Linked DNA regions of Mus musculus: all the other regions are linked to region 4. Evidence: chromatin loops called from intact Hi-C (ENCODE). Cell type or tissue: heart. All regions are shown on one strand. Links, peaks and the distances in the headings refer to the core of each region. The heading gives the core; the rest is flanking DNA.

The links. Peaks named below come from ENCODE experiments on the same cell type or tissue, not always from the same donor. Only the 100,000 strongest peaks of a DNase experiment are listed, where the experiment ranks them.
Region 1: a loop joins it to region 4, with 5 times the contacts of the local background. A loop is called at or near these places in 20 of 42 quality-filtered maps.
Region 2: a loop joins it to region 4, with 4 times the contacts of the local background. A loop is called at or near these places in 15 of 42 quality-filtered maps.
Region 3: a loop joins it to region 4, with 9 times the contacts of the local background. A loop is called at or near these places in 20 of 42 quality-filtered maps.
Region 5: it touches region 4 in a loop (18-fold over the local background); 23 of 42 quality-filtered maps call a loop at or near these places.

The regions. Positions count from the first base shown.
Region 1 is chr7:6,584,128-6,589,056 of GRCm38, reverse strand. No RefSeq gene overlaps it. Among named protein-coding and RNA genes, the nearest start is that of Olfr1350, 17 kb to the right of the region's middle. In heart, for the core only: a CTCF peak has its summit at 2,514 (motif pointing left); no DNase peak of the experiment used is centred there.
Region 2 is chr7:7,186,517-7,191,445 of GRCm38, reverse strand. No RefSeq gene overlaps it. Among named protein-coding and RNA genes, the nearest start is that of Zfp418, 18 kb to the right of the region's middle. In heart, for the core only: a CTCF peak has its summit at 2,963; a DNase peak (open chromatin) is centred at 3,035; H3K4me3 peaks cover 810 bases; H3K27ac peaks cover 347 bases.
Region 3 is chr7:6,657,903-6,662,831 of GRCm38, reverse strand. Zim2 (zinc finger, imprinted 2) reads left to right here and starts at 464. Exons shown (of 5, transcript NR_131759.1): 1 at 464-519; 2 at 3,885-3,973; 3 at 4,586-4,685. In heart, for the core only: a CTCF peak has its summit at 3,009; no DNase peak of the experiment used is centred there.
Region 4 is chr7:6,934,508-6,939,436 of GRCm38, reverse strand. All of the region lies in intron 5 of Usp29 (ubiquitin specific peptidase 29), which reads right to left. Among named protein-coding and RNA genes, the nearest start is that of Zim3, 40 kb to the left of the region's middle. In heart, for the core only: a CTCF peak has its summit at 2,109 (motif pointing right); no DNase peak of the experiment used is centred there; H3K27ac peaks cover 270 bases.
Region 5 is chr7:6,356,531-6,361,459 of GRCm38, reverse strand. No RefSeq gene overlaps it. Among named protein-coding and RNA genes, the nearest start is that of Zfp78, 4.3 kb to the left of the region's middle. In heart, for the core only: a CTCF peak has its summit at 2,087 (motif pointing left); a DNase peak (open chromatin) is centred at 3,149.

The DNA.
Region 1 (4,929 bases), core at 345-4,344, 350 kb after region 4:
AATCCCTCGAGCAACCCCGGGGCGCACCTTAAATACCCTACTGACTCCTCCCAATCACCCCAGTCACATAATGGCACTCCATAGGTTCACAGCAAGTGATGACACCTCAGGCGAGCTGCGTAGTGCAGGCGGCTGGGCTGTGGCTAAGTCTGAGGTAATGAGGAAGTCAGGCACAGGTCAGAAGACCTGGCAGCTGTCCCGGGTGCCATCTTGGGGCGGTGGCTGCACCCGCTCCTCACATTTCAGGCCTTGAATTTTAAAATTGCTTTTCAGAAATACCTCTTCTTGGTGTACAGGAAACGAATGCTCCTGTTGTTTTGGGTCTTAAGCAAAGCCCAGCAGAAAAGTTTGTTTTCTGACATTAAGGAATTGTGTACTACATCTTTGGATGACCCAAACTCACGAGCAATACGACTGTTTCTTCCACATCTTCTATATTTCACAGGAAACTTTCTTCTAGAATTATTCCTGTTATAGAAGAATTTATCTTTAGGAACTATTTGGTTACAGTTCTTTAGGGAATAACTTGATCTTTCACAGACACAGCAATGGACATTGTGAACATTTATTTCTGTGTCTGCAGTTGTTTTAATCCATCATAAAGAGGTACAAATCTTGTTCTTAATGGTCTAATTAATTTTTTGCATTTACTGTTAGCATTTTCAAAAGCTAAAGATTCAATTAAAAATTCTCTAATAGTTGGAGCTGTGGTCAGTCTTTGTAAAAGGTTCGTTTGAACCCTGGGTTATCTTTGTAAATGATTCAGTTCCTCTCTGTTGTTCAGCCTTGTCCTATGTATTTGAGGCCATAGCTCATTATTGCTTGCTTGCTTGTCTGTCTGTCCGTCCTCCCTCCCTCCCTCCCCCTCCCTCCCCCCCTCTCTCTCCTGTGCCCAATGATCCCATTCAAGCTTGTTTTTTTTCCTTTTTTAAAATTTATTTTTTTATACTCCATATTTTATTCCCACCCCCACCCCCGTCCACCCTACTGTTCCACATCCCACACCTCCTCTCCACCCCTTCTCCATGTGGATGTCCCCATCCCCACCCCTCCTGACCTCTAAACTCCCTGGGGCTTCCAGTCTCTTGAGGGTTAGGTGCATCATCTCTGAATGAACCCAGACTCGGAAGTCCTCTACTGTATGTGTGTGGTGAACTCTTATCAGCTGCTGTAAGCTGCCTGTTTCGTGGTCCAGTGTATGAGAGATCTCGGGGGTCCAGATTAATTGAGACTGCTGGTCCTTCTATAGGATCACCCTTCTCCTCAGCTTCTTTCAGCCTTCTGTAATTCAACAACAGGGGTCAGCTGCTTCTGTCCATTGGTTGGGTGTAAATATCTGCATCTGACTCTTTCAGCTGCTTGTTGGGTCTTAAACCTTTTAAAATCCTGAGCCTCTATAGGTTGCCATTCAAATGTGTGGTAACCATATGGATTTCCTTCATTTCCTTCCAAGTTCCTTCTCAAGGCTGGGAAATCATTTTAGGGTTTTGTTCTGGCCTTACTTTCTCACTCTGTCTTATAACTACTTCAAGTTTACTCATATTTTTTTTGTAAATTTTCTTCCAAGACTTGTCTCCAGTTTTTATTATTTTTATTTTCTTGTATCTTTATTATCTTAATCTCCCCCTAAATTTTGCTTATACATGTCTCTAAAATTCCCTGTAATGTTTGTTTCCCTATCTTTACTATTTTAGTATCCTCCTCAGTTTTGTTTACAAATGTCTCTAATTTTCCTTTAATGTTCTAACATTGCCTTCACTCTCTCTTATAAAAATTTTTAATCCTTTTTCTAAGACTTTGGTTTTTGATAAGATGTAGCAAACTGAAACATTAGTAGGATAAGAGTGAAACTTAACAATGTAATAATTATATTTAGCAAGGTGTTGATTTCCTGTAAAAATGTATTTATTAAATCTGTTTTTCCTTTCTCAGCCCCTGCTCCTGGCATGACAACTCTGAGACTGTTTATAATTAAAAATACCTAGGCCATAGGCTTTGGCTCATTTCCTGACTAGCTCGTAAGTTATTTAACCTACTCAAACTATTCTGTGTCTGTCACTTGATTAGTTATCTCTCCTTCAGTCCTGGCCTGCATCCTTGCGTTTTCCTCGGTGGCTCCCTGAGTTCAGCTACCTGCTATGTCCGTCTCCCTATCCGTTTCCTGGAATCTCCTCCCACGTGGCTCCCTGCATCCTCTTTTATTCTCTCCCTATTTCCTAGAATCCTCTCTCTTTCTGACAGTGTCCCACCTCACATTTCCTGCCTCAGCTCATTGGCCATCAGCTTTTTTATTGACAGGTGATATTCATAACAGATTCTCTTTACGATTTTCTCTAGACTTTTCCATCCATTCTGAGCCGTTTTAAATGAGCACTACATAAGCACCCAAAAAGTCTTTATTATGTTTGTCATCTTTATGCTCATCTCCATTGCTCTCTGAAATTATCTACTTCAACCCCCTATTACCTGATCCCAAGTTTCCTGTGTCTTTGTCTCCCTCTTGTGTTCGATTTAGGATACTGTAGTGGTATCTGATTCTCTTAGAGGTTGATTGCAGAAAAAACTCAGCTTCTGAGCCTCTGCTGTTTTCCATTTCCTATGTGTGACCTGTTATGGCTTTTCCTCAATTGGAAAATTGGCCCAAACCCTATCCCATGCCCGTGTGTGGCTGACTCAAGGCATGGATGCTGACTGCAGCCCACTGCATGTGCACTTGATTTCAGGATTCAGTTGACACCGTGCAGGTGGCTGGGAGAATGGGGTTTGGCTGTCCACTTAGATGTGGGGACACAGATAAGTGAGCATGAGGGGGCGAGAGCACAGGAATTCAAGCATGGGCAGAGATGCCCCCTGTGCCTGTGAGAAATGCGTTGCGAAGTCAGCTCCTCCCCTGTTTCAGCTGCTCATCCTCAGCTGCAGAGGCTGCATTTCTGGCAATAATGGCCCCCAAACCAATTAGTCTCAGTCCTGTGCCCAAGCAGCCCCCAACTTTCTTGGGTTACAGCTTGGGCCTCTACTCAGCTCAATTTACTTAGGGTGTGCAGCTACACCCCCTTTTTAAAAATCATTTTATTCATTTACCTTTCAGATGATATCCCCCTTCCCAGTTACCCCTCCACAAACCCCCATCCTATCCCTCCTCTCCTCCCTCCCCTTGCCTCTATGAGGGTGCTCCTCTAGCCATTCACCTGCCTCACTGCTTTAGCTGTCCCCTGTGCTGGGGCACCGAACCTCCACAGGACCAAGGACCACCCCTCCCACTGATGTCAAATAAGACCCTCCTCTGTTATATATGTATCTGGAGCTATGGATTTCTCCATGTGTACTCTTTGGTTGGTGGTTTAGTTCTGGGTGGCCCAGTTAGTTAATATTTTTCTTCCTATGGGGTTGCAGTTCCCTTCAGCTTCTTCATTCCTTCCCCTAGTACTTCCATTGTGGTCTCCAGGCTCAGTCCAATGGTTGTCTGAGTATCTGCATCTGTATTGGTCAGGTGCTGGAAGAACCTCACAGAGAACAGCCATACCAAGCTGCTGAAAGCAAGCTCTTTGTGGCATCAGCAATAGTTTAGGGGGTTGGTGTCTGAAGATGGGATAGATAGATCCCTAGGTGGGGTGGTCTCTCCTTCAGTCTGTGCTCCACTTTTTTTTTTGTCCCTGTCTTTCCATTGTATTGTCAGCTCTTTGCCGGCAGGTAGCTTCGAGGAGAGAAGCCCAGACCTGTCAGGTCTCTCCAGGGCTGAGCAGGATGGTGAGAGTTGGACACCGGAGAAGAACCACATGTGGCAGCAATTTGTTTATATAAACAGGGCAAAGAGGTGGGGATAGAAATATGGGGTGAGATGACGAGGTGTGTGGGGTGATCTCACAGGGCTTATCAGGAATTTATACATCCGTGGTAGCTAGTCAGAAGCAGTCTCATTCAGGTCTATAGGTCATTCTGGAGTAGAAGCGAATGACAGGTCTCGAAAATCAAGCCAGGCTCAGGTTTGTCCTCAAGGCCAAATAGGGCCCATCATTGAATAGGAACATTTCTGGGTTAAAACTTTTGAGATGGAGGGTGCCCCCATCCCTCAACTGGGGCTGTGCCTATCTACTGCAGGTGGTCTATGTAGGTTGTATCTCCCCTTTGTTGGGTATTTTGGCTAAAGTCATCACTGTTGGGTCCTGGGAGCCTCTCACTTCCTGGAGTCTGGGACTTTTCTAGTGGCTACCCCCAGTTCACATCCCCCACTGCTACATGTTTCTATTCAATTTCCTAACCCTCTCTACTTCTCTCCTGTCCCTTCCAATACCTGCCCCTGATTTTTTCACTCCCCCTCCTCCCTGCCTCCCACATCCCTCCCTCCTTCTACCTCCTGTGATTGTTTTCTTCCAGGTTCTATGTAGGATTTTAGCAACTACACTTTAGTCTTCCTTCTTACGCTCCATATGGTTTATATGTTGTATTGTGGGTGGTCTGATATTTTTAACTAAAATCCACTTATTAGTGAGTACATACCATGTGTGCGCTCTTGTGTCTGGGTTTCCTCAATCAGGATAATTTATAGTTTCATCCATTTGCCTGCAAATTTCACGAAGTCATTGTTTTTAATAGCTGAGTAGTACTCCATTGTGTAAATGTATCCATTCCTCTGTTGAGGGGCATCTGGGTTCTTTCCAGCTTCTGGCTATAATAATAAGGCTGCTATAAACGTACTGGAGCATGTGTGCTTGTTATATGTTGGAGCGTCTTTTGAGTATATGCCCAGTAGTAGTACAGATGGGTCTTCAGATGGAACAATTTTCTCAGGAACTGTCAGATTGGTTTCCTGAGTGGTTCCTTATTACAAGTTGGATCATCTTCTGGGTTTATGCCAAGGAGTGGTATTGCTGGATCTTCTGATAGTGCTATATCCAATTTTCTGAGGAACCGCCAAACTGATTTCCAGAG
Region 2 (4,929 bases), core at 520-4,519, 250 kb before region 4:
AAACATGTAGATCAATGGAACAGAATTGAAGAACCAGAAATGAATCCACAAGCCTATGGTCATTTGATCTTTGACAAGGGAGCTAAAACCATCCAGTGGAAAAATGATGGCATTTTCATCAATTGGTGCTGGCACAACTGGCGGTTTTCATGTAGAACAATGTGAATTGATCCTTTCTTATCTCCTTGTACAAAGATCAAGTCTAACTGGATCAAAGAACGCCACATAAAACAGGAGACACAGAAATGTATAGAGGAGAAAGTAGGGGAAAGTCTCGAAGATATGGGCACAGGGGGGAAAAATCCCTAAAGAGAACAGCAATGGCTTGTGCTGTAAGATCAAGAATTTACAAATGGGATCTCATAAAATTACAAAGCTTCTGTAAGGCAAAAGACACTGTCAATAAGATAAAAAGGCCACCAACAGATTGGGAAAGGATTTTTACCAATCCTAAATCAGATAGAGGACTAATATCCAATATATACAAAGAGCTGGACTCCAGAAATTCAAATAACCATATTTAAAATGGGGTTGAGAGCTATACAAAGAATTCTCAACTGAGGAATACCGAATGACTGAGAAGCACCTGAAAAAATGTTCAACATCCTTAATCATCAGGGAAATGCAAATCAAAACAACCCTGAGATTCCACCTCACACCAGTCAGAATGGTTAACATCAAAAATTCAGGAGACAGCAGATGCTGGTGAGAATGTGGAGAAAGAGGAACACTCTTCCATTGCTGGTGGGATTGCAACCTTGTACAACCACTCTAGAAATCAGTCTGGCGATTCCTCAGAAAATTGGACATAGTACTACCGGTGGATCCAGCAATACCTCTCCTGGGCATATATCCAGAAGATGTTCCAACTGGTAATAAGGACACATGCTCCACTATGTTCATAGCAGCCTTATTTATAATAGCCAGAAGTTGGAAAGAACTCAGATGTCCCTCAACAGAGGAATGGATACAGAAAATGTGGTACATTTACACAATGGAGTACTACTCAGCTATTAAAAACAATGAATTTATGAAATTCTCAGAAAAATGGATGACTCTGGAGGATATCATCCTCAGTGAGGTAACCAAATCTCAAAAGAACTCATGTGATATGCACTCACTGATAAGTGGATATTAGCCCAGAAACTTAGAATACCCAAGATACAATTTGCAAAACACAAAAAAAAAAAAAAATCAAGAAGGAAGACCAAAGTGTGGATACTTCATTTTTCCTTAGAAAAGGGAACAAAATACACATGGAAGGAGTTACAGAGACAAAGTTTGGAGCTGAGACAAAAGGATGGACCATCCAGAAACTACCCCACCCGGGGATCCATCCCATAATCAGCCACTAAACCCAGACACTATTGCATATGCCAGCAAGATTTTGCTAAAAGGACCCTGGTATAGCTGTCTCTTGTGAGGCTATGCCAGTGCCTGGCAAATACAGAAGTGGATGCACATAGTCATCTATAGGATGGAACACAGGGCCCCCAATGGAGGAGCTAGAGAAAGTACCCAAGGAGCGGAAAGGGTCTGTAACCCTATAGGAGGAACAACAATATGAACTAACCAGTACCCCTGTAGCTCGTGTCTCTAGCTGCATGTGTAGCAGAAGATGGCCTGGTCGGCCATCACAGGGAAGAGAGGCCCCTTGGTCTTGTAAACTTTATATGACCTAGTCCGGGGGAACACCAGGGCCAAGAAGTGGGAGTGAGAGGGTAGGGGAACAGGGTGGGGGTAGGATATAGGGAAATTTCAGGATAGCATTTGAAATGTAAATAAAGAAAATAACTAATAAAAAAAAGCTAAAAAAAAAAAAAACCCGAAGTAAGCAAATTTCAGCTGGAAAGCAAGTATCTATGGACTGCCTGGACTAAACTATGCGTCTCAAAGTTCACGTCAACATTCTATTCTTCAGTATGACCATACTCAATGGCAGTCTCTGTTTGGAGATAATTAAGTTTAAATGAGGACAGAAGAGTCCTGCTCCCATCTGACAGAACTATGATCTTACAAAGAGAAGCGCCTGGTGTGGTGGTGCAAACCTTTATTTTCAGCACTCAGAGGCAAAAAGCAGCTGGATCTCTGTTAGCTGAAGTCCAGCCTGGTCTACATAGTGAGTTCCATGCTAGTTAGAGTGGTATGCTATTGCAAAATAAATACAAAAGAAGAAGAAGAAGAAGAAGAAGAAGAAGAAGAAGAAGAAGAAGAAGAAGGAAGAAGAAGGAGAAGAAGAAGGAGAAGAAGAAGAAGGAAGAAGAAGGAGAAGGAGAAGGAGAAGGAGAAGAAGAAGAAGAAGAAGAAGAAGAAGAAGAAGAAGAAGAAGGAAGAAGAAGAAGAAGAAGAAGAAGAAGAAGAAGAAGAAGAAGAAGAAGAAGAAGAAGAAGGAAGAAGAAGGAGAAGAAGAAGGAGAAGAAGAAGAAGGAAGAAGAAGGAGAAGGAGAAGGAGAAGGAGAAGATGATGATGATGATAGTGGAATGAAAATGAACAAAGTATGTGATATGCATTATGAAAACATTACATGAAACTCGTTTGTTTAATTACTATAGGCTAAAAGAAATAAGAAAAGGGGACTAAGGATGACCTGGCAGTTAGGAGCACATGCGTTCCCTAAGCCCAAGAGTCTGAAAGGGTGGGGTCCACCCTGGGATCTGGGATCTAAGGCTTACAATGCTCTGTAGCTCCTGTTAAAGGTGAATCTGCCGCTGCCATCTCACCCCCAGAGACACCTGCACACACACACACACACACACACACACACACACACACACACACACACACCAAATCGAATTCTACAATCAACTTAAAAATAGTTATGATAAAAACCTAAAAAATTGGAATCACTTGAGTTATTATACTCGTCTCTCACTCAGGAGAACGCAACAGGTTTTGCCACTGAGGCAGCAGCCCAAGTACTCTGCAAATGCTGGAGCATCCCTCACCGCGGCCGGTTGGTGGCGACAGAGCTCCTCACCTGTCCTCTCTGCCCATCTTAGTCACCACGCCACACTCTTGTATCTCCGATAGGGAGAAAACAACAACAACAACAACAACAACAACAACAACAAACCCAGCGCAGCTACAAGGACCACTGGGCAGAGTTAGAAAAATCTAGGAAATCTCGCCCATAGCTTGCGGCCCTAACACAGAAAAGATCTTTCCGAGAGACCATTGGTCCAGCCGTTTGCCACTCTATGAATTGTGGGTAATGTAGTTTCCTTAGCTCCTCCACCTTCTCAGTCGGTCTCAGTGGCAATTTTATGCATACCAATCAGGATTCTGGAAACTGCTAAAAGTATAAGAATAATAATCCACTCACGGAAAAGCGCAGGATTGGGATAAACAACGTCTAGGATCGAGTTCCGGTCCTGTGTGATAAGAAGGACCCCTGGCGTTATCTCAAATAAGCCTTAGATTCCAGATCCCAGGGTGGACCCCACCCTTTCAGACTCTTGGGCTTAGGGAACTGCAGCAGAAAATACAGAGTAGAAAGAAAAAAAAAAAAAAAAAGACTTAGAACTGTTTGAGTCATATGGCATCAGTAAGACCAACCAAACCAAACAACAACAATCTGATGTTTTGGAGTCTCTTGGGATCTCTTCATATCTATGAACTGGTAAAGTAGAGCTGGGTGAGGACTGGGTGTCTGGAGGGAGAAGCTGGATTTGGAGCCATCTGTAGCTGTTCAGAATGCGATTAATATGGCTGTGCATTACCCCTAAGACGATGTTTGCGATCTTTATCTTTCGTTCGTTCTTTTTTAAATATTTATTTTTATCTCTATGTGTACCCACGCAGGCCAGAAGAGGGTGTCAGATCCCCCAGAGCGGGGGTAAAGGTCAGGCATTAGCAGTCTAACAGAAGTGCTAGGGACTGAACTTGGGTACACTGGTTGACCTCTTAACTGCTGAGACATCTCTTCAGCCTCTTAAGATTTTCTCAAGTGCTGGTTTGGAGGTTCTAGCAGGAGAGAGCAGCTACTCACATACTCTTCATCAAATACTGGTCTTTCTCTGCTAGGAAATGTTTTCTTCTTGGACCAAGCTCACACAATGTTCCATATTTTTCCTGATGCTGTGAACCACAATGGACTCAATTAATTTAAACCCATCTTGAAGTTTTTAAATATAAGTTACCTTAACTGAAATCACTAGTATAAGTAAAATACATTCTCCAAAAAAAGATCGGAATACTTATGTTCTTTGTAGCTTTATTAATAGTCTTCAATTAGCAATTAGCCACTTGGCCATTAACACATGACCACTGACTTGTCCACAGAATTCTGGATAACAATAAAAATTATGTGTTCATATAGGTAACAGTAATGAGCCAATTATCCAATATGGAAATAATTAGAAAACAGTGTGGACACTTCGCCTCTTCTTAGAATTGGGAACAAAACACCCATGGAAGGACTTACAGACACAAAGTTCGGAGCTGAGACGAAAGGATGGACCATCCAGAGACTGCCCCACCCGGGGATCCGTCCCATAATCAGCCACCAAACCCAGACACTATTGCATACACCAGCAAGATTTTGCTGAAAGGACCCTGATATAGCTGTCTCTTGTGAGACTATGCTGGGCCTCGCAAACACATAAGTGGATGCTCACAGTCAGCTATTGGATGGAACACAGGGCCCCAATGGAGGAGCTAGAGAAAGTACCTAAGGAGCTGAAGGGGTCTGCAACCCTATAGGTGAAACAATATGAACTAACCAGTAACCCCGGAGCTCGTGTCTCCAGCTGCAATGGTAGCAGAAGATGGCCTAGTCGGCCATCTTTGGGAAGAGAGGCCCCTTGGTCTTGCAAACTTTATATGCCCCAGTACAGGGGAAACACCAGGACCAAGAAGTAGGAGTGGGTGGGTAGGGGAGCATGGCGAGGGGAAGGATATAGGAGACTTTCAGGATAGCATTTGAAATG
Region 3 (4,929 bases), core at 626-4,625, 280 kb after region 4:
GGGTATCCTGGAAGTTCATTTCAAAGCCATTCAAATGGTCACCTGGGTAATTGCGTGTGTGTGTGTGTGTGTGTGTGTGTGTGTGTGTGTGTGTGTGTGAAAATCTGGTCACCCATGATAGGAAAATAATTTCACCGTTAACTTTTAATTTTCAAAATTTTGAAATTATGTAGCAACTCTTCAGTAAGTTGAGGCATGAACTCGAAGGTCACAGAGAGTTGCTTGCATCAATACTGCCTCTGGGACGCCAACTCTATCCTTGCCAGGTTCCCCCATCGAACCCCTCCCCCCAACCACCACCACCACCACCACCACCACCACCACCACGTGACCCTTCTCACTGCGTGGGAGGCCCCACCAGCCCCCACCCACTCCCGTGAATTGTTATTCCCCACCCCCACTGAGTGGGAGTTGCCCTAGTGCGCATGCGTGAACCTCTGACTGGGCATGCGCTCTCCCAGGAATTTGGAGCAGGAAATTTCTGGAAATTCAGTCTGCCGAGAACCTTCAGAGAGCCAGGTGAGTGTTGGAGTGTCTGAGAAAATTGAGATTCCATAATGGGAACTATGGACCTGCTGGGGCAGTAGGGGACACATGGGGTTGAGGGAGGCGACAAAAATAGGTGGCATGAGGTCCTGTAATGTATTATGCCGTGGGGGCTTTGGTGAGCTTGCTGTGGAAAAATGAGTGCATAGTGCATGAAGAGTTGGATAGGCTTGTGAGAAAGAACCTATGGTTGGAGGCTGACTTTGAAGAGTCGTGGCTAAATGGCCTTTTTGTCCCATCATTGTCTTGTGCACCCAGGGCTTTCCATTTCCCTCCCCCCAGGCTGCCTCTGGTCCACATCCTCCCGAAACCCAAGATCTTGGGCTGTATCTTGGATTACTCCCCAGAACAGCGTCAACCCAGCTCTTCCTCTATCTCAGCCCTACCCTGCCTCTCACTGTCCCTCCTCATGTATACCTCCTCCTTTAAGCAGTTAAAAATGTGTATTGCTCTTACATAGGACCTGAGTTCAATTCCCAGCATCCATACCAGGCAACATACAACCTTCTGTACTTCCAGTTCCTGGGAGAATGATGCCTCTGGCTTTGTGGGGCACCTGCATACCCACATACGTGCATAACTTTTTAAAAGGCAGTGTTCTTTTAAAATCAACACTACCAAAGAATCTAGACTTGATATGTTCAGTATAAATATACTGATTTTTTTCTTATCTTTTTTATTTTAGGGCAAGAATGAACTTTTTTCTTTAGATTTATTGATTTTGTGTATATGAGTGCCCGCTCTGCATGTACACATACATGCCAGAAGAGAGCATCAGATCACACTATAGAAAGCTATGAGCCACCATGTGGTTCCTGGGGATTGAACTCAGGACCTCTGAATGAGCAGACAGTGCTCTTAAGCACTAACCCTTCAGCCCCAAAAGTGAACTTTTAATGAATGGCTAAATGTCCAGTGCAAGAGGATCTAAAATATGGGGACTGCAAGTTCATCCTTTTCCAGTATCAGTCTCAGGAATTCAGGTTACTAGGTTAGAACTAGGGGGCTTTCAACACTAAGGAAACAAAGCCCCTAGTCCTTTGAATAAAAATAATTCCAACCACAAACAAAATATATTAAGTACACACTATGTATATACCAAGAGAACAATATATATTAGATTACATATATACCCAGAGGAGGGAAAATCTGGGATCATAGCTATTTCTAGCAGGAGGGCTGGGGCATGGACAGAAAAGAGCATGTGGCTAGATTCAGGCACGCCTCACCTTTGACACAGAAAAAAAAAACAAAAAAATTAAGCTGCTCATTGAGCCCACCTTCTCTCTCCATGATGGTGATAAGTTGACCATGCTCCGCTAAATAAATGGCCACACACCTGAGAGAATATGGGCAGTACACATTGGACTTGATTGATTTACAAAACAAAACACAGGTGGGTAAAGAAAGGGGTTGGGTCTGGGAGAATTTAGAGAAGAAGGATCAATATGATCCCAGGATATTATAGAAAGTTCTGAAAGAGCTATTAAAGAGTGATGGGAAAGAGGGCACTAATACAAACCATGTATTCCTGTAGGTGGTTTGTGTTATTAATTCATTTGACTCTGTTAAGTAGCAGCTTTGCAAGAGGCACTACTGCCTTTGTTTTTTTGACACAAGATTGAATAAATAGCCTGTGCTTATGATTCCAGAATTTTTTTTAATTAATTAATCTTACTTACACAATTCACATCCTAACTGCCCCAACCCCTGCCCTTCACCTCTGAGCCTGTGAGGTTCCCCCTGCCACCCCTCCCCCCACCAGGTATCCCCACTGCTAGCACTTCAAGTCTCTGCAAGGCTAGGCCCTTCCTCTCCCACTGAAGCCAGACAAGGCAGCCCAGCTAGAAGAACATATCCGACATACAGGCAACAGCTTTTGGGATAGCCCCGCTCTCGTTGTTCAGGACCCATATGAAGACCAAGCTGCACATCTGCTCCATATGTGCAGGGAGGCCTAGGTCCAGCCCATCTGTGTTCTTTGGTTGGTGGTTGATGATTCACCAATCAAAGCTCCGCAAGAGTCCAGGTTAGTTGACTAATTGGTCTTCCTGTAGAGGTCCTATCCCTTTAGGGACTGCAGCTTTCCTAGATTCCATTTTTTTTTTTTTAAAGAATTTTGTTATGTGGCTGAAGCTGGCCTTGAAATCACTGCAATCCTCCTGCTTCACATTGTGAGTCCTGGGTTTACAGGTGCCACCAAACAGCATTTCAACATTTTTTACCTGGCCATCAGGCTCTAGACCTGCAGAGGCTACACTTCTGGTTTGCATTATTCTCTCTTGTCCTCTTTTCAATTTTTTTATTTGTTCTCAGAGAATTTCATACAATGAGTTTTGCTCATACTATCCCGTGTCCCCAACTCTTCCCAAATTCACCCCCTTTCCCTTAGTCACAAGTCTCTCTTTTTAAAAGCTAGACCACCTGCCACGGGTTTTATTCTATACATGGTGTTACAGTGCCTCATGTGGACACTCAGGGTATTGTCCTAGAAGTTAAAAGTTTAGCTTAGCTATACACAGAGCTGAGCTGAAGTTAGAAGGGAATGGGGAAAAATTGCATAGAGTCTGAGAAAGAAACAGGAAATTACTGAAAAGATCACCTGGAAAAGACCTCCATAAAAGATGATTGTAAGTTCAGGCTTTTGGGGTAAGGTGATCCTGTCATCTTACAAATTAGTGATTGAAAATGTAGGAAGGGGTCCTTAAAGGCTGCCTTTCAAAAACAAAAAGCAAACAAAAACAAAGACCTACGGCAGTGTATGTCAGTAACATTTAATCCTCACAAGTATGTAGCTTGGTCTTCATGTGGTTCCTGTAAACTTCTGATTTGCTATTTAGAAGTTGAAGCTACCTGAATTTTAGTGTGTGTGTGTGTGTGTGTGTGTGTGTACACATCTGAATAAATATAGTGTATCACATGTATGCAGAGGTCAGAAAATATATTGGATCCCCTAGAAGTGGAATTATAGATGATTTCAAGCTGCCATGTGGGTGCTGGGAGCAGAACCCGGGTCCTCCTGTGAGAGCATTAAGCTCACTTAAAGGGCTGAGCCATCTCTCCAGGCCCCTCCCTGGTGAACTTGATTGACAGGTAAGAAAGCACTGATGCAGAGAACTCCTGCTTTACTTAGAAACCTGTGGGAAGCCCACGGAGAGGTTTAGAATGGGAAATGACTGGAGCTCGACTTTGCTGAGAACAGAAGTGGTCTCCATGATCGTTTGCTTTGCCAAGGGAAGCCCAGGGATACTGCTGGCTTCAAAGTAGGACAGGGTGATACGCGGGCGACAGGCTGTGGCCAGAGAGGACTCAGTGTGGTGGTTATATTTCTTCTCTAGGCTCAGGACCCTGCGCTTTCAGGATACAGGGAAACCTGTGGCCAGCAGAATCAGGATGCAAAGATGTTCTGCCATCTTCTGGACAGCAAGTGAGTTAAGCTGTCTTTTGTCATGGCTCTTGGATCTTTTCTGATTCCTAGATCTTCCCTGTTAATGCGCCCCACCCCCACTTGTCTAAGGCTGTCTTCACTTTTACGAGTTGCGCTCATACTGAATGCTTCCCTTCTTGTCTCCCTGCCCTGATTTGTTCAACATCCCATTTTAATCAGAACAAGATTTGAAAAGTCTGGAATTTTTCTATTTTTATTTTTTGTTTGGGAGTGCGCTGTCTTCAGGCACACCAAAAGAGTGCATCATATTCCATTGCAGATGGTTATGAGCCACCATGTGGTTGCTGGGAATTGAACTCAGGACCTCCGGAAAAGCAGTCAGTGCTCTTGACTTCTGAGTCATCTCTCCAGCCTTCCCACCCCTCTTTTTTACCCTCTTTTATGAGAGACTGAAGACATAAAGACCTGGTCAGCTGTGGGGATTGAGGGGGTGGGGTAGGGGTGGGGGGTAGGCCACACCCACCCCTAGGGTGTGAGTCTGGCAATTCAGTGGCTGCCTGAAGTGAGAGACATTGTTTCAACTTAAGCTCTTTCCCGGTTTTGGGGGTTTTGTTTTTTTAAATCGCTTAGGGGTATTCTCTGGTGTTTTAGGAGCTGGTGACCTTTAAGCGCTGGATTGGAGGAGGAGGAGTTAGCTTACTGCAGAACAACGTGTACTTTAAGAGAATTCACCAGAACCTGGTCTCCCTAGGTAAGTGTGTATTCTCCTTACAGCCCAGTTACTGACATAGGTCAGTTTTCAGTGTCTTTGTTAGGATGGTTCACCATCTCAGTGAGCCTCAGCTTGGGCCAGAGGCAGTAGTTCATGTTATTCATTTGTTTTGTACGTTTTACTTTTATTTTATGTGTATGAGTGTTTTGCCTGCAAGTCTGTGCACGGTGTTCATTTAGCGCTCCTGGAAGCCAGAGGAGGGCATTGGATTCCCTGAAACTGG
Region 4 (4,929 bases), core at 538-4,537:
AACAAAACTTTCTTTATTTTATTTTAATTTTATGTGTATGAGTATTTGCGTGCATATATGTATGTGTGCCTGGTACTTGAGGCCAGGTGGTGGTGGGGGGCGGGGGGTCTCATGTGTAGCCCTGGAAGTCGCTATTACTTAGATCAAGATGGCCTCAAATGTACAGAAATCCACCTGGTCCTGAGTGTGGAGATTAAAGGCATGTGCCACCATACCAGACAGCTACAGCCTTCCAAATGAAGAAACTCACGTCTACAGGTCATTGTTGGATCCCTATCCCAGTCTCTCCCATGGTGAGCGGACGACATTAACAAAGGATATTTCTCCTCAAATCCTCCTCTCAGCACATCTGTCTGTAGACCCTGGAATGTATTTAAAATGAGAATCTGGTGCTACTTCTGGGGCTGAGGAGGGAGCTGGGCCAAGTCAGCAGGTGTTAGGGGAGATGTCTCAGGCTGAGTTTGGGGTCAGGTTAAGACATCTCCCAAGAGGCACTGTGTAACCAGACCATTGAGAGATGGATGGCTACTGAAAGGAAAAGCATCATCTCGGGACCCCCAAGACCAAGTTCTAAGCACAAAGGAGCAGGGAAGTAAGAGAGACACAGGAGGCAGAGGATGGGGAAGAAGGGAGAGGTTATAGGGATATTTGTCCCAAAGGACAATGGAACAAAGGACTGCCTCTGAAGGAAACAGACGTGGCACCGAGGAGCATGACAGTTTATAAAGGTAAAGGGGAAACCCTGTGCTAGGATGAGGTGTTTAATTTTAATTGGGCATGTTTATTAGGTGAGCCAAAGGGGGCTTTTGACTGCTGGACTTTAATACTTTGATAGCTGGACCTTGGTAGTCAGACTAGGGAGGAGCAAGTGGCCAAATAAGGGACTAGACCTTGGAGGCTAGCTTTAGGAATGTAGTCTAAGGGGTTTTAGCAAGGCAGAGGGAATGGAGGAGAAGGGCAAGGCTTGCCAGAGCTGCACTCACCACACTGGCCAGAGCCCCTTCAAACTGTCTGCACTCCCCCAGCTGCCCAAATCCTGTGTTGTCAGAATTAGGATTAGGCCCACATCCAGCATGCTGGCGACCCAAGAGATCAGAAGACAGAAGTACACAGAGGAATGACTTCGGGAGAGCAGTGCGTGTGTCTAGCCTCTGAGCCGAGCCACTGCCATCATGGGGAGTTCAGCAGCCACCACCATGCAAAAGGGGCCCCCTTGACAGTTTTTCTTCTTCTCATTGGAGGGGTGGGAAGCATCACAGGACTCTCTCCAGAGTATATGTGACCTAAGGGAGGGGCTGGAACACATAGGACCTTCGTCTCTGCATCCACGTCCCTATGGACAACCCTCACCTATGCTCTGCAAGCAAGCAAGCCCAATAAACTTCGGTGATATGTTATCTTGGTTTGTCATTGGGACCTTTGGAGTACTGGTTGACATTGTTTATGTCTAATAGCTCTGCAGTGGTGGCCTTAAAACCCAGTACTTGAGAGGTAGAGACAGGCAAATCTCTGAGTTCAAGGCCAGCCTAGTCTACAGAGTGAATTCCAGGACAGCCAGGTCTACACAGAGAAACCCTGTATTGAAAATACAAAACAAGGCATTGTTTATGTTTAAACCTGGGAAGGAGAGGAATTTTTAAAAAGGTATGGGTGTATACTGTACCCAGGGAACTTCTTTGATGTTTTGTTTTGAGACCGGGTCTCATTTAGTCTGAGCTAGGCTGCCCTCAAACTCACTGTAGCTGAGGATGACCTTGGCTCTCTCTGTCTCTCTCTGTCTCTGTCTCTCTTCTCCCCCCCTCTCCCTCCCTCCCTCCCTCCCTCCCTCCCTTCCTTCTTTTCTTTTCTTTCTTTCTTTTCTTCCTTCCCCAGGATTGGATTAGGCCTTGTTGGGAATTGAACCCAGGGCTTTGCACTTTTTAGGCACGCAATCTATCAAATGATCCACATTCCCAGCTTATTTGACTTTTTAGAGAGGTTCTCATGTAACATAGGCTTCCCTAGAACCTGCTACACAGACCCGTCCTCAGTGCTGGGACTTCTGCGTTCATCGAATTTTTGGAACATTCTAGAGCCTTAAGGCCGTTCATCAGTAACTGCAGTCATCGGCCAGCAGGTGGCGCACATAGGATATTGATGAAAACAGTTTGAGCATGACTAGGGAAATCGGGCCTCTTAAGATGTTGCTGCAGTTGCTCTAAAATATTTCAAAGCATTTACCCTACAGGGACAAGGATAGATGAGCTTCGAGAAGGAGGCAGCCGGGGAGCAGACTGCACTTACCTATCAAGTGTCAGGAGGCCAGCACAGCAGCAGGGCTGGAGAGCAAGGGCGTGAGGATTTGAGTTTATACTCTGGCTGCATCTCACACCGGCCTGTGTGTCATTGGGTGGAGGTTTTTTTTGGCTTCTGGGCTCCCATTTCTTCTTTTGCATGTTCTTTCGGACAGTGTAACAATTCAATTTAATGGTAATGTTACTTGGAAGTCACTAGGACAGATCTTAAATGTTCTCACCATGGAGAGGGGATGGTTTGTCAATAGTTTGATTGACACATATATCAGAGCATCCATGTTGTGTACTGTAAATATATATAATTCTTATAGTTCAACTTCACTTAAGAGTTGGAAGGAGGAATTTGAGGCCATCCTTAGCTACTTGTGGAATTCCAAACCAGCTTATCCCCGTAGCTAGATGTGGCGGCATGCCCATTTATGCCTAGTAATGAGAAAGCAGAGGCAGGTAGGTCTCTTTGAGTTCAAGGTCAGCCTGATTTACGTAATGGATTCAAGGCTAGCTAGGATTAGGTGGTAAGACCTTGTCTCAAAACAAAGCAAAAATCCAACCAAACCAAAAAAATAAAAAATAAAATAAAATCAAGCTATATGAGACCTTACCTCAAAAATGAAAATGAATCTAGAATGCAGCTTGTGGCTGCAGCACTTTCCTCTAAGCACAGGTTCTATGCTCAACTCCCAGTACTTGGGAAACAAAACCTAAGAATTAAAAAAGAACAAAAAACAAAAAACAAAAAAAACAAAAAAGTTCATTGAGTTTCTCCAATTCGGGCAATCCTGCCAAATACTGTGGATTTCAAACCCCATCTTCTAAGACTTTGTGTTCGAATGGCGAGCAAACTGCAGAGCAGAGATCAGGTGTGGATATTGGTACCAAACACTAAAGAAGTCTGCTCTGTGCCAAAGACACCGGGGCGACTCCCATGAAGATACAAGGTTGTTGGAAGAAGAAAGAAGCCACAAAATAGCTAACTGTGGGAGTACATCAGGAAAAAACAAACAAACAAACAGACAGACAAAACAAAGAGTTACAATTTGTGTGAACTGATCTGGAGAAGGTGTTTTGTTTTGTTTTGTTTTGTTTTGTTTTGTTTTGTTTTGTTTTGTTTCTGTGTAGCCCTGGCTGTCCTGGAACTCACTCTGTAGACCAGGCTGGCCTCAAACTCACAAAGAGTTGCCTGCCTCCCCCTCCCTTTGTTTCTTTTTTTGTTTGTTTGTTTGTTTGTTTTGTTTTGTTTTTTAGTTTTTCGAGACAGGGTTTCTTTGTATAGCCCTGGCTGCCCTGGAACTCACTTTGTAGACCAGGCTGGCCTCAAACTCAGAAATCTGCCTGTCTCTGCCTCCTAAGTGCTGGGATTAAAGGTGTGCACCACCACCACCCGGCTCTTGTTTGTTTTGTTTTTGCCAGATTTCATTCTGGATTTGATGTTGTAAGCAAGCGTGGACTTTGTAGAACCACATCTTTTCAAAATCCCAAATAGCCTTGGTGGTGGTGCTCACTGCACTCAGGAGGCAGAGGGAGGCAGATCTCAAGAGTTTGAGGCTAGCTGCATCTCCATAGTGATACTTTGTTTCAAGACAAGGACAACAACAAAAACATCTCCAACTCCTAAACCTAGTAATGGTGATAATGATTAAAAAAGAACTCAAAATTATAATATAAAATGCTTCTTTTTTAGTTAAAACTGTATCAAAGAAGTAAACTCCATAAACTATCCCACTAAACACTGATTTTTTTACCAGACACTGATAAACACTTCTTAAGAATTAAATTGCCAGGCATGGTGGCTCACACCTAGAAACTCCAGCCTTACAGGGCTGAGGTAAGAGGATCTTGAGAGTTCAAAGCCAACCTAGGCCACATCATTCCAGGCCAACCTTGGCTCCAAGTGAGACCCTCACCCTGTCTCACCCTCCCAACCCTCCCACCCTGAAGCAATAAAGCCTGCAAATTATAAAATTCAATGTTGTCAGCTCTCAAAATTTGGATGAAAATGAAGGATACAATCAAGGGGAAATTTGCAAGCCAGATGGCTCTTTAGACAGATGTGACTTTAAACAGACAGTCTCAGAAGACTGTCCACATTGTTTTATGTCTAAACGAGACCTTTTCCGTCCTTAATTACACAGGGAGGTATATAACTCCCGGAATGAAGCCTGGCCTTTAGCTCAGTGGAAAATTCCGCTGCTGATTTGAGAGTAGAGCTTTCTTTTGGCTGCCAGGGAAATGGTAAACACTCTGGCTGCCTTCTCTCCACAAGCCCAGGCTCTGTATTTGCACAGTGTAATTCACTAACGACCATGTTTTTCTCCTGTTCCTGCTGCTCCACTGTAACTTTGCCATATATCCCTCTGGTGGGCATAGTACCTTTAAAAATATTTTAGAATTACATTTATTGTTATCATGTAGTTTTAAAAATAATTTATGCATTTTAATTTTATGGTGTTTTGCCTACATGTATTTCTGTGTGAGGATGTCAGATCTTAGAGTTAGGGACAATTGTGAGCTGTCATGTAGGTGCTAGGAACTGAACCCCTCTTAGAAGGGCAGTCAGTGTTCTTAACCACTGACCCATCTCAACTGTGAGTTACCATGTGGGTGCTTAGAATTGAACCCGAGTCCTCTGGAAGGG
Region 5 (4,929 bases), core at 280-4,279, 580 kb after region 4:
TGTCATACATTTCCTGATTTCTTCAGATAACATTTCAACATCTTTGAAAACCTATTCCATAAAAGATATCTGCTAGTTGTCATCAATTCAGTTTTGACAGTACCTGGAATTGAAGGCTTGGCCCTACAAAACTCCCCACTGTTTGAGATGGAACTCCCAAACTTCAGTTGTTTTACCTGTGTTTCTGACTCTAAGCTGAAGTTTCTACCACCTGTGCTTCTTGAGTTCTATTCATTTGCTAGCGTGAAAGATATCAGGAAAACACAGGATTCTCTTGTTGTTGTTGTTGTTGTTGTTGTTGTTTATAGGAGACTTTAAAGGACACAAATGAACAAGTTGAAGACAAAGTGCAGAAGTAAGTAAGAATTGGAGTTTCTCTCCCCACAGGGTTGAAGTGTGTCACTCCCCTAGCACATGGCTGTATTCTTCTTGGTCTTTCTGAAAGCCTTGCATTGCTTGGAGGCAGAGGCAGGGACTGGGGGCGGGGCGGGGCGGGGCGGGGCGGGGCGGGGCGGGCCAAGCTGAGGCTTTATTAGGTAGGTATGATTGGTTAAGTCATGGGCTACTGTTAATCAATGTTACCTTTATCCACCCCATGCCTCCATACACACACCCTCGCCTCCCTCCCCCCACACACACACTCCAAAGATAAAACTGTGAGTTACAGCTGTCTTAGCACTTGGGTGGCTCCCCTGCAGTCATGTAAAGTACCTTACCACAGTGGTTCTCAGCCTTCCTAATGCTGCAACCCTTTAATACATTTCCTCCTGTGGTGATGACCCCCACCTATAAAATTATTTCCATTGCTACTTCATAACTGTGATTTTGCTACTATTATAAATTGTAATGTAAGTTTCTGATATGCAGGATGTCTGATATGCAACCCCTGTGGAAGGGTGGGCTGACCCCCCCTAAAGAGTTCTCAACTCCCCCATTGAGGAAAACCCTCCTTAACGAACCATGTTGAGTGTAGCTGCTGATTCCTGCTACCTCAGCACTCAGCTGAGGCAGGAGAATTGCCACAAATTCAAAACCAGCCTTGGTTTCATAGTGAGTTCCAGGCCAGCCTCAGCTAGAATGAAATCCTCTTTCAAAAAACACTTTTAGCTTCCAGAAACTGGAGGTGTAGAAGTAAAGAAAACATAAATTTGCAAAACAAAACATGTAATGACTTCATCAACAGAAACTCATTTGTGACTGAAATGGCCTTATAAATAACAAAAGGCTATTTTTCCACTCATGGAAATAATGAAAAAAAATAGATGGGTGGTAGCAGAGTGAAGAATATATGGTAGATGAATAGACAAATAGACATGAGTTACTGATAGATGGAGAGGCAGATGGTAGGTGGATAGGTATGGATATAGAGAGAGATAGATGGATACAGGCCTCCTTGTTGGTCTCACTATCTAGACACCTGTTCTGACTTTCTGTACTTTTTTGTGTTCCTAGACAGAGAACAACATGGTCTAATCCTGCAACTGAGGTAAAGGGTAGATGTATTGTAAGGGTCCATGACTTGCAAAGACCCAAATAGAATGCAATGTCAAAGAGTGTTTATTCTGCAGAAATCCTGCATGCATGGATCCAGCATACATCGAGATGGAATGCAGGTGTGGACTTTGCAGAGTCAGTTTAAAGCCTGTTAGGGTAGGCCTGGCTCTGGCTAACTCCGTCTTTTCAGTATTAAGCTCCTTGGGTTGCTGTTTCTACAGTGGGGGTGAGGATGCCAGAATTCAGCTGACACACGAAAACCATGTTGTAGGGGAAGAAGGTAAATTGCACTGGGTTCAATGTCTTATTGAAGTTGCAGAGGCAGCTCAGTGCTAAATCCTGAAACTGGGAAGGCCTTGGATTGGATAAAGGGGGAAAAATATCAGGGATGGTGCTTACCTGAAATTCCAGCCTTAGCTACATAGTGAGAGTCTGTCTCAACCAAAAAAAAATTACTATATTCCTGTACACAAAGGATCAGAAGATATGGACTCAATCTGGAGTTGACACAAGGAGAGAGGAAAGGGTGTTTAATAACCTTTAAAAGCACCAAGGTATGAAAGGATGTTTCACGGTACTCTAGTGCCACCTGCTGGTAAGAGTGTTCAACTACACCTTTATTTTATTTATTCATTTATTCATTCATTATTTATGTTTAAAGGCTTATTTATTTATTTATTTATTTATTTATTTATTTATTTATTTATTTATTTATGTGAGTGCACTGTAGCTGTACAGATGGTCGTGAGCCTTCGTGTGGTTGTTGGGAATTGAATTTCGGATACCTCTGCTCGCTCCATTCAACCCCACTCTGCCCCACTAGGCCCTGCTCGGTCCCTCTCCCTTCGGTCCACTCCGTTCCCTCAGTCCCTGCTCGCTCTGACCCAAAGATTATTTATTATTATAAGTACACTGTAGCTGACTTCAGACCCACCCCAAAAGGGTTTCAGATCTCATTACGGGTGGTTTTGAGTCACCATGTGGTAGCTGGGATTTGAACTCAGGATCTTTGGAAGAGCAGTCAGTGTTCTTACCCGCTTGCCAGCCCCCATTTTATTTTATTTTATTTTATTTTATTTTATTTTGGTGGAATATTGTTACCCGGAAGTTCTAGGCCACGGTGCTGCTCTTGGGTTACACACTACCACACTCAGCCAATCTGTTTTCAAAACATGGGATAGTTTGGGTCCTACTACTAAGATGTTGCTCTCTTAAGGGTGTTGGATCCCCTGGAACTGGAGTTAAATTCTGACCTGCCATGTGGTTGCTGGGAATTGAACCAGGGTCCTCTGAAAGAGCAGCCAGTGCTCTTCACCACTGATTCATCAATCCAGCCAGAGATGTTGCTCTGTTAAGCCAAAATTTTCTCACATGCTTCCCCCAGCTAGACATTCACTTCTGGGACAAGTTACCCCAGACTCAATGCCTTGAAAAGAAGGGGCTCCTTAAGCCACTAATAATAGTGTATTTGTGTACTCAGTAGGCCTGGCTTCCAGACCAATCCTAATTCTACTGGAAAGGATGGTGGGAAATATCCTTTTTGTGGACTCCTAAAAGGCCACCGGTTCAATGCAGTTTCTAGCCAGAAGTCTCCCTAAGTACTGAGTCCAATTCGGTGATATTCTAACTAACAGCTGGTGGCAGCTGGAGAGTGGCTGCTGTCCAGACCCAGCAACAGTTCTCAAGCTTGGCTGCAGTGAATGATGATGCATGATCCAGGTATCTACTGTGAGATCTCCACCCTGGAGACATTCCTGTGGATGTAACTCCCCAGTCCTCACCAAAACATGGATGGGTAAGATGCTCAGCAGAATTTTTTTTTTTAAGCAATGTAAATATTCAGCAACAGAGAAATGGAGGCAACCATTGCTGGTTCTTACAAAGCAGTTACACTGAGGTAACAGCAAACATCAGCTGGTGTGTCAACATATAAAATCCTTCTCACTCCTAGCAATGGGGAACATGGGGCTGAGCTAGCCATCTTCTGTAACCAGGCAAGGTTGGTTGGGACTAGAACACCAATTCAACCACAAAACCTTCAACCTACGATCTGCCCTGCCTGCGGACTGTTCTAAGACTAGCAAAACTGCATCAAAGAGACCAGCGAGACTCTATCCAGCAAATGACGGGAACAGAGGCAGAGTCCTCCAGCCAAACCTTAGAAGGAGCTTGGGAGTCATGTGGAGAAAGAGGAAGGGAAACCAGAGGGGTTAGCGACACAAGAACACAAGGCACGAAGTCATGGACTTGTGGGTCTCTTGGAAATCAGCGAGTCTGTAGGATCTGACCTAGGGTCTGCATATGTTATGGCTGAGCAGAACTCCTTACAGTGTCAGCAGGGCCTGTCTCCGTTTTCATGCTTATAGGAAGGACCCTTCACCTCCTTCTGAGTTGCCTCATCCAGCCTTGATGTGCTGGCATGTGCCTGGTCTTATTGTAGTTTGTTATGCCCCGTTTGGTTGATGTCCCTGGGAGGCCTGCTCTTTTTGGAAGGGAGGCAGGGGTGAGGTTGGGAGTCTGGGGGAGAGGAGAGATGGGAGGAAGATACTGAAGGGAGGGGAGAGGAAGGGAGAGAGGGGAAACTACAGTTGGGATGTAATATATGAGAGAAGGGGAGAAAAGACCAAAAAGATCTTTTTTTAAGTTGTGAAGACAAAGCTGGGCAGTGGTGGCACGTACATTTAATCCCAGGACTCAAGAAGCAGAAGCAGACAGATCTGTGTGTCTGAGGCCAGCCTGATCTACAGAGCTACTTACAGGACAGCTACATAAAGAAACCCTGTCTGGAAGAACAATAATAACAACCAAACCAAACCAAACCAAAACCATGAAGACACAAGTCAGAAAATATTGGGGACTGGGCACAGAAAACTTGGCACGACTTTGGGAATCATGGTGCTGTGGTAAAATGGCAAGGAAGGAAGAACCTAAGGTTGTGGCATAACTTCATAAACTAGCTACCCAAGATCCAAAGGGTGTGCCGGCTCGATTGTTTTCCACTGGACACAAGCTAGAATCCTCTGGGAAGAGGAACCCTTAACTGAGGGAGTAATCTCCATTAGATCAGTTGGTGGACAAGTACCTGCATGGGGCATTTTAAAAATGATTATTTTTTTTTATTTTACGTGTATTGGTGTATTGCCTATTTGTATGTCTGGGTGTGGGTGTCCGTGTCCGGTGCCCTGGAACTGGAGTTACGACAGTTGTGACCTGCCACGTGTGTAGCCAGTGCTCTTAACTGCTGACCGTCTCTACAGCCCTGGGGATTTCTTTCTTTCTTTTTTTTAAATGACTGACGTTGGAGAGCTCAGCTGTGAGTGGCGCTTTACTTGAGCAGATGGTCCTCTGTTGGAAAACAAACAAAACAACAATAGCAACAAAATCTGAGCAAACCAGGAAGCAAAAGTCTTCATGGTCTTAGCGCCAATTCTGGCC